Linked DNA regions of Homo sapiens: region 1 is linked to region 2. Evidence: chromatin contacts called from ENCODE Hi-C or POLR2A ChIA-PET data. All regions are on one chromosome and are shown on one strand. Each heading gives the region's core, a stretch centred on a gene start or an enhancer-like site at or near the end of the contact. The rest is flanking DNA. Distances are from core to core; before and after follow the strand shown. Region 1 holds the start of MCM10 (minichromosome maintenance 10 replication initiation factor). Region 2 holds the start of UPF2 (UPF2 regulator of nonsense mediated mRNA decay).

Region 1 (6,704 bases), core at 458-2,957, 1.1 Mb after region 2:
GCCTAATTGTTTCTCAAAATCACCTCCACTTCTTTTCTCAAAGTCACCACTATACTAATTCCAATAAAAAGTGCTTGATTCTTCACTTAAGGAAGGTTTGCGGGCTTAGGTTGGTTCTGTTTCTGACTCCTTGCCCGGAACTGGATGCAAAGAGGACCTGGAAAGTGAAGGTGAAGAAAAGAACTTCAGAGTACTGATCAGAATTAGTCAAGGAATTTCTGCATAATGGCTAAGAATAAATCTATGACGAATCTTTTTTTTTTAATAACTAGATGTAGTGATGCATTTATTTATTTATTTATTTATTTATTTATTTATTTATTTAGACAGAGTCTGGCTCTGTCGCCAGGCTGGAGTGCAGTGGCGAGATCTCGGCTCATCACTGCAATCGCCACCTCCCAGGTTCAAGCGATTCTCCGCCTCAGCCTCCCAAGTAGCTGGGATTACAGACGCGCACCACTACGCCCAGCTAATTTTTGTGTTGTGTGTGTTTTTAGTAGAGATGGGGTTTCACCATGTTGGCCAGGCTGGTCTCGAACTCCTAACCTCGTGATCCACCCACCTCGGCCTCCCAAAGTGCTGGGATTACAGGGGTGAGCCACCGTGCCCGGCCTTAGTGCCGTATGTTTAAAAGTACGCATTTAAACATACTTTTTCAATTTGATTACTAGAGTTCCTCCATTACTATGAATTTTTAACACTAGCAGCTCTCAGAAATGGTTGTATTCCTATTCCTGAGCCAATATAGGTTTAAGTAATAGGGCTGAGCTCATAAATGGAGCAGTAATATTCCATTAGGACACAGAAAAAAGTCAACGTAGATGGCATCAGGACTGTTTATCTTCAGTCTTCCTAAAGTCGATTTTAATTGTTCTGAAAATGAAAGTACGTAGTGGATAGAGATAGGATCTTATACCAAAGGGATTATTAGTGGGGGAACTGCAGTGCCTGAACAGTGTCTGCAAGGAGGAAAAGGGGGGAAAGACTTAAAGTGGCCATTTGGTCCATCAAAGTCTCTTCTGCTATCAATCCCTTGAAATTATGTAAAAGCTAAATGTTATTCTGCATTTAGAAACTATGTTCTTAGTATTATGTACAAACACTATTTTTTAGAATGTAAATACATAAAGAGGCCTGAATTTTACTGAAAAAAAAATCTGTGAAAGATATGGTCTGCTGATAAGTTCTCTTCAGCCCTGACGCCCCTTAGAAGTCCCAAAATCTATGGAACAGGAATTACTCGGGAAATGGTGGTTTCAGTGTAAAAGATGTCATCTACCCTTTCCCTCACTGCACAGATGGTGAAGGGGAAACTCAGAGAGATAAGTCACTTCCCCAAGGTCAGACAGGGTAAAAGTGGACCGGATCTGTTTGGTCCTGAGCCCAAACATTTCGAATGGACATAAGGCTGACAAAGGAACAGTCGGTCCCAGAGCGTCAGGAGTTGAGGTGGGATGGGACCGCAGGGAAAATACTGGGTGGGATGACTTAAACTTCCCGGCACCAGGGGGCGCCAGACACTCTATTTTACCTAAAGGAGACTGGCTTCTACCGACAGGAAGGTCCCTTGCCCCCAACAAAGAGGGCGTCCAATGACGTAAACCAATCCGATTGCTCTGTGCCAGGGCCGGGATTCGCTGGCGTAGCCAGTCAGTGCTGCCCCACAGCCGCGTGCGTCTGACGTCAAGGCAGGGGCGGGATCCGGTTGGAATTTTGGCGGGTTCAGCTGTGAACGAAGAAGGCGTCCCGGCATCGGGTGAGGAGCGCGGGCCCCGGGCGTGCGTGTGACCCTCGGGCGGCGGGGCCGGGGCCGCCTCGCACGTCTCTGCGCGGGTTGCAAGGGGTCCGAGGCTAGAGGCGCGGGGTCCCGGGAGCTCGGGTGGGCGCGATCTGGATTTGGCGGCAGCTTGGGACCGCTCGGAGCTGGCATGGCCGGGCCGGGGGCTGGGAGTTGCTGGCCGTCTACTAAGGAATCGGGTTCTTCCTTTTAAACGCAGCCTTTTAAGTGCTTGCCAAGTGCCTGCCGCCTGGGCTTTCTTTTATTCATTCATTCATTCATTCATTCATTGGTTTCTCGTATTCATGATTTGCCAATGATTATTGAATGCGGACGGTGTGCATGGCTCGGATCACATTTCCGCTGCCTTCACAGCGCTTACAGTTTAAAGGCACGAGCAGGTAGTAAACAAATGCACGACAGTGGACGACTCAGGGTGGTCCAGAAAGTCTCAGAAAGATGAGTAAGTGGAGACCGAAGGGCGAGAAGGACCTGGGGGGAGCTTTCTTCGACAGAGCCTGAGACCTCAAAGCAGCTTAGTGTGTTCCAGAAGGTGGAAGCGGGCTGGCCCGGCTGGAGCATCGTTATGGGTGTCGGGGTGGGTAGAATTGGACGTGGTGGATTGTGGAAAATGTGAGGGAGTAGAAAGCTTGGAAAGAGAGAGAGAATATGAATCATTGCCTCGCAGGCTTTGTAGATTTTTTCTAAGGGCAATGGAAAATCATTAAAGAATTTCAATGAAGGGACCCCCATGATCTGATTTATGTTCCTAAAGGTTACTAAGGAAAGGGAAGATTACCGTGGCTGTCGTATGCAGAACAGATTGCACGGGGACAAAGAGACCAACATAGAAAGCTAACACAGTCATTGGGTTAAAGGTTGACGGTGGCTTGGCCTAGGGTTCTGGCAGTGAAGTTGGAGAGAAGTGGCAGATTTGAGCAGTGTTTTGGAGATGGGACCACAGTACTTGTCAGTGGCCGTGGATTTGAGGGCGAGGGAGGGTGCACAGTTTCATTTTGGGGGAAGGCAAGGCCGGTTACAGACTTGAACGAGACAGTTTGCTCCTAACGCTCAGGAAGCTTACTGTCCAATAGGTTCCCCAGTAGATAGCACAGTGTGTGGCACATGAGGGATCCGTGGAAATGTTGGTTGAATGAATTTTTAAAAAGCGGCCAGGCGCGGTGGCTCACGCCTGTAATCCCAGCGCTTTGGGAGGCCAAGGCGGACGGATCACCAGGTCAGGAGATCGAGACCATCCTGGCTAATACGGTGAAACCCCATCTCTACTAAAAATACAAAAAATTAGCCGGGCGTGGTGGCGGGCGCCTGTAGTCCCAGCTACTCGGGAGGCTGAGGCAGGAGAATGGCGTGAACCCGGGAGGCGGAGCTTGCAGTGAGCCAAGATCGCCCCATTGCACTCCAGCCTGGGTGACAGAGACTCCGTCTCAAAAAAAAAAAAAAGCACCTTTGGGAGTCCAAGGCTGATGGATCACTTGACATCAGGAGTTCAAGACCAGCCTGGGCAACATGGCGAAACCCTGTCTCTACAAAAAACACAAAAATTAGCCGGGTGTGGTAGTGCACGTTTGTAATCCCAGCTACTTGGGAGGCTGGGGCAGGAGAATCACTGGAGCCTGGGAGGCGGAGGTTGTAGTGAGCCAATAGCACCACTGCACTCCAGCCCCAGCGACAGAGCGAGATCCTGTCTAAAAAAAGAAAAGAAAGTACCATAATCACTGTAATTAGTTCCTTGACATTGAACTTGCCAAAGAGCACATGTAAGTTAAATAAGAGCCTAGAAAAATGTATACTTTCTTACTTGCAGTTTAAAAAATAACCTTAAATGAAAAGAGAAGTGCACAAAGTGATACAACTTTGTCTTAATTAGCTACGCTGTTTCTCTGTGCTTTGCTGACTAGTATTGAATCAAAATCCTGATTGTCACTAAGGCTCCACCTAAGTAGAATCATACAGTAAGCTGTCGTGGATAACGCAGATGTCAGGTGTATTACAGTGAATAAAATGAAAGAATAGCCTAATGTAGATCGACCCCAATAATTTGTGTGTGTGTGTGTGTAATTTTTAAAAAAGACAAGGTCTTGCTATGTGACCAGGCTGGTCTCAAACTTCTGGCCTCAAGTGATGCGCCCACCTTAGCTTCCCAAAGTGCTGGTATTACAGGCGTTGAGCCACTGTACCTAGCCAACCCCAATAGTTCTTCCTCATAATTTATCTCATCCACGTAATCTAGTGTGATTTACAAACTGCTCTGCAGCTCAATAACTTTCTGTAACCTTAAACACAAGTAAAAGTGAGCTGCTACATCCAAGGAAGGAGATGGCATTGGCGGTGTGGAGAGAGGAGGTGAGAAATGGTCAGATTCTGGATGAATTCTGAGGTTAGAGCCCATAGGAGTGGTAGGATTCTGGGTTTGTTGGATGTGTGTTGTGAGAGAAAGAGAAGAATTGAAAGTGACATTTCTAATATTGCTTTCACACAGCCAAGATTCTACATTGCTCATCTGGGCATCTGAGCCTCCTTCGAAGTTTCCTGTCACAACTGTCCTCTTGACAGCATGGATGGTAAGACCTGGCAGTTTTCTGTTACTCTGTTTCAAGGAAAACTAACCTTTTGTCCATGGACTTGTTATTTATTCTACCTGTAAAATGGTGAAAATGCTCCCCAGCCCTCAGGTATTGTCTTAGTGGTTCTGAAGCAATCTCACATCTCACAGAGGTCACTGAATGTTACTTGCTTTTATCAGGGGAGATTTCTTCTGGCAACAGAGATTGTCTTTCATAATTACAATAGCTGGTAGGTGTACAGTGGGCCAGGCACTGCTCCAAGATCCTTGTGGAAATTAACTGATTCAGTCCTCAGGCAAACGTATTTTATAGGCAGAAAAACAGGGATGTTTAGTAACTTGTCACAGTTCAAGCTGGCATAGCAGGGCTTTGAACCAGGCAGTCTGACTTCAGAGTTTACATTTGATAATGAAATCTGCTGAAGCGATATTAGTCTAGCTCTGACTTAAGTTTTTATTAATATCATCCTTTCTAATTTTGTTCATTTTGCAAGGATGTGTACAAAATGTTTACCTAGAAAAGAGATGTTGCACTAATTAGCGATCACCTAAAATGATTGTGCTGGGCTGGACGCAGTGGCTCACGCCTGTGATCTCAACACTTTGGGAGGCCGGGGTGGGAGGATTGCTTGAGCCCAAGAGTTCAAGACCAGCCTGGGCAATAGAGTGAGACCTCATTTCTATTTTTAAAAAATTAAAATGATTGTGCTGGTTGTGAAGAGATCTAGTTGCATAATTGAACTCATAATCTGAAACTGGGTTTTTTTAAAAAATTCAAACATATTACACTTTGCCCTTTAAAACAAAACTTGAAATTCCTCACACTGTGATGCACAGTGGACCCCCGTTGTCCCTGAGAGATGTGTTTCCACACTCCCAGCAGATGCCTGAAACCCAGGATGGTACCAAACCCTAGGCATGCTGTGTTTTTTCCTGTACATACATACGTGTGATAAAGTATAATTTATGAATTAGGCACAGTGAGAGATGAACAACAATAATAAAATGGAACAATTATGACAATATACTGTAATAAAAGTTATGTGAATGTGGTCTCTCTCTAAAGTATCTATTGCACTCTCAAAATATCCATTGTACTGTCCTCAACCACAGTGACCATGGAAAATCAAAACCACAGAAAATAAACCCTCAGATAAGGGGTTATTCCTTATGTGAAACTCATTGCCTGATGCTATCATGGTAGTTTCCTGTTTCTTAAAATTGGCAAATTGCCTACAGGGCAGGTTATATAATACAAAGCATCACTTTTTGCTATCAGATTGACATGAAAATAAGAGGTGAATGGATACCTGTTCTCTAAGAAATCATAGTATCTATCTGGAAACAGTATAGGTCAAGAAAGAAGAAATCATAATGTTTAGGCTGGGTGCGGTGGCTCATGCCTGTAATCCCAGCACTTTGGGAGGCCAAGGTGGGTGGATCACCTGAGGTCAGGAGTTCGAGGCCAGCCCGGCTAACATAGTGAAACCCCATTTCTACTAAAACTACAAAAATTAACCTGGTGTGGTGGCATGTGACTGTAATCCCAGCTACTCAGGAGGCTGAGGCTGGAGGATCACTTGAATCTGGGAGGCAGAGGTTGCATTGCATCGAGATCCCACTACTGCACCTCCAGCCTGGGTGACAGAGCAAGACTCCATCTGAAAAAAAAAAAAAAAAAGAGGAAAAAGAAATCATAATATTTAGTAAGAAAATCTCATTTGATTGGCATGGGTTCACAATTTGGCCGGTGTAGAGGAAATCGGAGACTGTATGGTACTTGGGATATACTGTTGAACAATGTTCCTGCTTATATTTTAGTGGAGGGAGAAAGATAACAAAACAATAAACGGGTAGTTAGTAGATGGGAGACACTGCTATGTCTTTGTATGCTGACAGGAGTGCTTCAGAGGAGAGGGAGAAACTGGGGATTCAGGAGCCAGAGAGGTGGTAATTGTAGAATGAAGTCTTTGAGAAGCTGAGAAGTGGGACCCAATGTAAGAATGTAAGTGGAAGAATTGGCTGTGAATAGCACTAGATACTTAGTCCCAGGAGGGAAAGCAGAGAAGATACGTTCAGAGTTGGGAGTGAAGGATGAGGAAGTCTGATTACATCTATTTTTTCTGTAAAATATAAGCCAAGGGCTGGGCGCTGTGGCTCACGCCTGTAATCCCAGCACGTTGAAAGGCCAAGGCAGGTGGATCACCTGAGGTCAGGAGTTCGAGACCAGCCTGACCAACATGGAGAAACCCCATCTCTACTGAAAATACAAAATTAGCTGGGCGTGGTGGCACATGCCTGTAATCCCAGCTACTCGGGAGGCTGAGGCAGGAGAATCACTTG
Region 2 (6,602 bases), core at 996-3,495:
CGCCCAAAGTATACTTGCGACTAAATTTCCGTAAACAAAAAAAAAAGACAAAAATCTAGAAGTTCATGAAGAGGCAGCAATGCAACTTGTGAAAACAACATACATGGGCTTGGAAGTCGGACTGATTTTAAATCTGCATCCCAACTCTGCAGCCTGATAGCTACAGAAATCAGGCAACAACTTCTCTGAGTCCACTTATTTATCAATAAGATGGATATACTGCTATCTATCTTGTAGAGTTCTTAAAATTCTAGCATAGTAACTAGCATGAGGGAGGCATTAATAAATGTTCTGTCACAAAGAACACTGAGAAGTTCAGCATACAATGAAAGATTTGTAAAGTCAGATAAAGACTATTAGATTTTATCTACTTCTATCCTCAATTTTTACATTCCAAGGATAGCAGCAGAGTCACCTACCCAAGATTATATATACAGCTAGTTTCCGTGGCTGGACCAACACTCACTACCCAGTGCTTTTTCACTACCTACACTAAAACGAATAAAATATACAAACACCGTGATTCACCTCAATACACGTTTGTTTTATGTCGACTTAAAAAACTGAGCACTAAGTGATATTTAATAAAATGCTAAAATTCTTATTTCAATAACTTCAAGCTTTAACAGCCAAACTTTTCATCTAAAGTGTTTCCAAAAGTTTTTCAAGTCCAAATACAATTTTAAATAGGTCCTTTCTCAAGATAGTGAGGAGAAAAAGTCGTGATCTTTTCACTGGAATCCGATTAGCTGTTACAAATTAGTTTGCTGAATACAATTATATTCAGACTACCCTTAAAAGGAAACCATGCTTTAAAACCACCTTCCTAGCTCCCAAAATAGTGTCCTGTCACTTGAACTGTATATTTTATTTGGTATTCTAAATACATTCTGAACTTCCAAAAGAAAGTAAAACTAATTTACTAGAAGTACCAATGGAGTGTATTGGGGGGAAGAGGGCACAAAAGGGGGTGTTTCCCTTTTAAAGACATTCCCTTGCAAAGTACCATATGGATTATGTATGAAATCCCAATCAGAGTGCTCCGAAAACACTCCAGTATGAGAGAATGCGGTTTTACCTTTCAATTCTCTTATTCAAAATGCTGTCAGGACAGAACAGCACAGGAACACTATCTCCCAGTTTCTGACTTTATTTTTTAAAGAACATCCTTAGTATAAAGGACGTATTAAGAACTGTTAGAAATTGTACCAGCTCACAAATGAGGAGACTGACGATGTTAAGGAACACCTAAGAACTATGGAAATGAGATAAAGCGTCAGCGAGGGTTTCACTTTGATCTGATGCATCGTTTCGTGTCGTGTAAGTCCTCTAAGATGAGCAAGAGAGCTGAAGGTCCGATCACCCCAGCGTGGACCCAGCTGGCTCTGCTCTGCCAACCTGGGGACCAAATATCCTGTGATCACTTCCTTAGTCCAACAGTCCTAGCAAGAAGAGAGTGCTTGGCGCCTTGAAGAGGTGAAGGTAAAGTGAAGAATCAACCAGCCTATGTGATTAAAAGGAAGTCAACCAAACAGCCCATGCCCACCATCCCCAGATACACCCCAAGCCCCTTCCCCTACACATACCTCTCCTACAAACCCCTGCTCTGGTGGTGTAGGAACCTCTAAACCCACCACACTTCCCCGACACAACTCCCCTTCCCACAGGTATCCACGGTCACCTTCGCGGACCATCGCTGCCCCAACCCCAACTTCTCGCCCCACACTCCCTCGCCACAGAAGCCTTCCCGGCCGGTCTCCCCACTCCGCAGCCTCCCACACACGCGCCCTCCCCACTTTCTCGCCCTCGCTTCCCTCCCGGCTCTCGAGGAGCTTCCCCCGACCTCCCCTCGCTCTCCTCCACGCCCCCGAACACTTTCGCCCCTCCACCGCGGGCTCCCCGCCTCCAGTCTCGAGGCCCGGCCCAGGCATGTGGGGCAGGCACCTCCTCCACCGCCCCCCAAGCATGGCCCGGCCCGGGGGCTCCCGCGTTGATGGGAGCCTCGGAGACAGGGGGTCTGAGGAGAACGACGCCGGACCCGCGGTCCCTCCACTGCTCGCCGACCCCGGAGAGCTGGAGTGTGGAGTCGCCTCTGGGGTCCCCCAGGGAGTAGGAGTCTAGGCCGGTGCCCCCCAGCCCCATTTCCTCCCGATCGTTGGAGCGGAGGGGAAGGAGGATCCCCGGGACTCACCTCGAGCCTGTTGTCAACATTAGCCCCGGGTTTCCCAGCACCAACTCCAGCGCTCGGGCTCTCCCCTCCCCTCCCCCCACCTATCTCGCAGCCGAGGGCCCGCCTTCCCTCAGCTCCCCCTCCTCCCTCCGCCCGCCAGCCCTCCCGCCCGCCACTCACCAGCGCGGCCGGGCTGAGAGTGGGGGCGGGGCGGAAGGAGGCGAGAGGGAAAAGGCCATCCGCGCGACTGCCCGATTAAAAACAGTCCTGATCGTCTTCCCTGCGGCATGCCGATGCCCTCAGCTTGACTCTGGGGTGGCGGGTCCGGGGCAAAGGCTCATATGAGTGCCATTCACTTAACAGCTCTTTCAAATTCCCCAGTCGATGAGAAGAGCGAATTTTTCAGACTGGCAATACGTAAGGTAGCCACTACCAGCACCTCAAACCAGGGCCCCAGCGGAGGGGTGGAGTGTTCCGAGGACCCGAGGCAGGAAGTGGATTGGTCGCCAGGAAAGGGAAAGCGCCTGAATTGGAGCTGCGCAGGCGCAGGCGCTTCGCGGGGGATGGGGGTGGGAAGCGCGAATGGGGCGGGGCGGAGCTCACGGGAGGCGAGGAAGTGTGGTGGAATAGTGGGAGGGTTACGGAGCGCCATTAAGGACAAGCCCGGCCACGTGATTCTCCTGGGCGTTTCCTGGTGCGAACCTAAGGAAGAGGTCTAAGAAGAGAAAGTTTGATTGGACTAATTCGAGGGGAGACGTTGAAGATTTAGAAAATTGGAAACTGGAGAAACTAAACCATATGGCTGGTTTGGGAGGTGGGAGTCGCTTAGGAATGGGTCTAGTCTTAAGAATGCCCTAAAAGACATCGAAAGTCCTGCGGGGGGATTTCCAGAAGCACTTCTAGGTGTTCGACGTAAAAACCACCCAGGGCGAAGAAGAATCAAGGCTTTTTCCATACACTTCTTAGAAAGTACCTGGTTCTAGCAAGCAAACTTTTAAAAATTACAGTGGCAAGACTTCCCTGAGTTATCAAATCACCCATTTTAAAAAAAAAATGGCTAGCGTCGACATTTCTTCTGAATGCGAACCCAGGCCGACTTTCAAAAATGGGTATCAGTTTATCCACACTGCTTATTTCCTCCTGAATTGCTGAAATGGTGCATCTGGCCTCGAAACAGTACTGGGTTCTGCCAACATGATCCGAGTAGGTGGCTCTGGCTGGTCCGGAGCTAGAGGAACAAGGGTGCGAAACTGGTCTTGACGTTTGCTTGACTTGAGGGGGCCCCACCTGGTGCCCAAGCCCACGTAATGAACTACTACCAACCACAAATACTTGAGGCAAGTCCAGGTTCCCTATGACTCAACCTTTGCCCATTTGCCTCTATTTACTGTTTGCTTCCCCATTTACTCTTAGCACGCAAATTATCCTCTCATACTGAGTGTTGCTGCTTCCTGTATTTAAAAATATATATTTTTTATACACTACACATAGGTCAGTCATTTAAAGGATAGTGAAAGAGAAAGATGAAGGCCGGGCACGGTGGCTCACGCCTGTAATCCCAGCACTTTGGGAAGCCGAGGCGGGCGGATCACAAGGTCAGGAGTTCGAGACCATCCTGCCTAACACGGTGAAACCCCGTCTCTACTAAAAATACAAAAAAAATTAGCCGGCCGTGGTGGCACGTGCCTGTAGTTCCAGCTACTCCGGAGGCTGAAGCAGGAGAATGGCGTGAACCGGGAAGGCAGAGCTTGCAGTGAGCCGAGTTTGCGCCACTGCACTCCAGCCTGGGCGACAGAGGGAGACTCCGTCTCAAAAAAAAAAAAGAGAAAGATGAATACTGCTATTCTGCAGCATTGATAAACAATTATGAGAACTGCCCCAAATACCATATTGGTGATAGCCACCCACGCTTCTCTTCAAGGTTTCCTTTTCCCATTTCATGGGATTACCTTAAGAAGCTTTACTTCTGGCTGGTGCGGTGCCTCATGCCCGTAATCTCAGTACTTTGGGAGGCCGAGGCTGGTGGATCACCTGAGGTCAGGAGTTCCAGACCAGCCTGGCCCCAATATGGTGAAACCCAGTCTCCACTAAAAATACAAAATTAGCCAAATGTGGTGGCGAGCGCCTGTAATCCCAGCTACTCGGGAGGCTGAGGCAGAAGAATCACTTAGAACCCGGGAAGCAGAGGTTGCAGTGAGCCGAGATAGCGCCACTGCACTCTGGACTGGGCAACAGAGTGAGACTCTGCCTCAAAAAAAAAAAAAAAAAGAAAGAAAAGAAAGAAAGAAAAAAGCTTTACCTCTTTGTTAATAAATATAATAAATCCTTCTCATCCTAAATCAAGTCAACCTTTGTCTTTAATCAGGTGTTAAAAGGAAATCACCTAAAATCAAAAAACAGGAGGGCCTTTTTGTTGAGAATTTGCTATTTCACATTTGTGATTTTAGTTCATCGCAATCACCATTTTATAAAAATAGAGTCAGATGAATTTACTATCACAAAACTAATAAGTATACTATCTAGTATTCTCAAATCTAACTCCAAAAACCCAAGTTCTTTCTGCTATGTCTCTATGCAAACTTTTACATAAACTGAGAATGCTGCCAATCATTTTACTTCCAAAGACAGATGTCAAGCTAGCCACCAAAAGCCTGATGTGGGAATATCATTGTAATCTCTTAACTAGAAAAAACACCCCGCTCTGAAGAGGCCATCATTTTTTTATTCGGATAATAATTCAAACTTCATGATTTTCTGAAAATACATTCTCAAGATGAATTTTTGAGAAAAGTCTCAAAAATGTTCATTGTTATTTTTGCCTGCTCCAATTGACAGAACTGTTCTATATGGGGAAAAAAGAGAATGAAACTATTTAGTTTTTATTTAGACCTACACGATACTACTCCCTACTTAAAACCTACCTAGTGGCAGCTTCACAGACGAAAGCAAAGGCCAGGCAAAGAGATTACAATTACGGAGCAGGACAAATCCTGAGTTTAAGGAAAAGAAAAATGCATCAGATGAAGCCAACCAGCTATAACTACAGCCTCTGCCCACTGACCTCAGAGAACTGGGAGTGTTCTGTTCCATGAGGAAATCCAGCTTTGATCTTTTAGAAGCCGATGTTTAACTAACCTAGTTTAAGCTGCTTTTTAAAAAATACCCACCTCTTGGTATATCTCTGGTAGAAATTTTTTCAGCGTTCCCTCTATCTGCTTAACAGTTTCCAAAAGTAAATGTGTTGAGGTGTGTCCCTTCAATATGAAATATAAGCATCGGCCGGGCGTGATGGCTCACGCCTGTAATCCCAACACTGGGAGGCCAAGGCGGGCGGATCACCTGAGGGCGGGAGTTCGAGACCAGCCTGGCCAACATGGTGAAACCCTGTCCCTACTAAAAATATAAAATTAGCCAGGCTTGGTGGTGTGCGCCTGTAATCCCAGCTACTCGGGAGGCTGAGGCAGGAGAATCGTTGAACCCAGAAGGCGGAGGTTGCAGGCAGCCGAGATCACTCCATTGTACTCCAGCCTGGGCAACAAGAGCGAAACTCTGTCTCAAAAAATAAAAAAAGAAAAGAAATGTAAGTATTGAGGGTGCATTTAAACAAATATAAACATACGAAACGTATTAGTACTTATTACCAAATCATGTTGGAATTTCTTGTGGAACTGTAAGATGAAAATCAGTTCACTAACACTGGCTTCTCTGAATTCCACCAAAACAGAACACAAGCAATGTGAGATTAACCTGTTTTATTTTTCAAGCTTTTAATGTGGCTAGTCAAAAAAGTAAATTAATATTGGCTTGGCCGGGCGCTATGGCTGACACCTGTAATCCCAGCATTTTGGGAGGCCAAGGCGGGTGGATCACCTGAGGTCAGGAGCTCGAGACTAGCCTGGCCAACATGGTGAAACCCTGCCTCTACTAAAATACAAAAATTGGCCGGTCATGGTGGCGGGCGCCTGTAATCTCCACTACTCGGGAGACTGAGGTAGGAGAATTGCTTGAACCCAGCAGGCGGAGGTTGTAGTGAGCCAAAATTGCGCCACTGCACTCCAGCCTGGGCAACAAAGCGAGACTCCCTCTCAAAAAATAAATAAATAAATAAATAAATAAAATGATAAGACTTATAAAGTACTTAGAACAGCACTTGGCAAGCAGTGAAAGTCCAATGAATGAGATTACAATCTAATGCAGGAGGTAGATCGTAAATAAACAGATAAAAACTGTGATGGTTAGAATAAATGCTCAAAGGGAAAAAGGGTAACATCATGCAGAGTAACAGGAGAGAGGGAAGAGGGAGGCTGCTTTATAGTCAGGAAAAGGCTCTTGAATGATTTAAAATTTGAGGTAAAACCTGGAGAATTGGAAGTTCCTGGTTATGCAGCTAGAAATGTCAAATGGGCACTTGGAACACAGGGGAGAGCTCCAG

The links. A loop is a pair of places that touch in the nucleus more often than their neighbours do. ChIA-PET counts read pairs that join two places held with the same protein, here RNA polymerase II (POLR2A). Pooled maps may share reads with other maps.
Region 1: a loop to region 2 is called in a map of CD8-positive, alpha-beta T cell, with 5 times the contacts of the local background. The contact joins the promoter of MCM10 here to the promoter of UPF2 in region 2. A Hi-C loop is called at or near these places in 1 of 168 maps with a recorded cell type or tissue (CD8-positive, alpha-beta T cell), 1 of 37 single-sample maps with no recorded cell type and 10 of 50 pooled maps. POLR2A ChIA-PET finds 5 or more read pairs at or near these places in 1 of 52 experiments (Caco-2).

The regions. Positions count from the first base shown.
Region 1 is chr10:13,159,851-13,166,554 of GRCh38, forward strand. MCM10 (minichromosome maintenance 10 replication initiation factor) reads left to right here and starts at 1,708. Exons shown (of 20, transcript NM_018518.5): 1 at 1,708-1,756; 2 at 4,278-4,359. The coding sequence starts at 4,353. RefSeq lists silencers at 1,457-1,770, 1,793-1,972.
Region 2 is chr10:12,040,564-12,047,165 of GRCh38, forward strand. UPF2 (UPF2 regulator of nonsense mediated mRNA decay) reads right to left here and starts at 2,246. Exons shown (of 22, transcript NM_015542.4): 1 at 2,192-2,246. It overlaps LOC105376416 (a long non-coding RNA gene), which reads right to left and starts at 5,514. Exons shown (of 3, transcript XR_930666.2): 1 at 5,338-5,514; 2 at 5,092-5,160; 3 at 3,236-3,398. RefSeq lists enhancers at 1,154-1,243, 2,414-2,663 and silencers at 1,764-1,813, 1,834-1,973.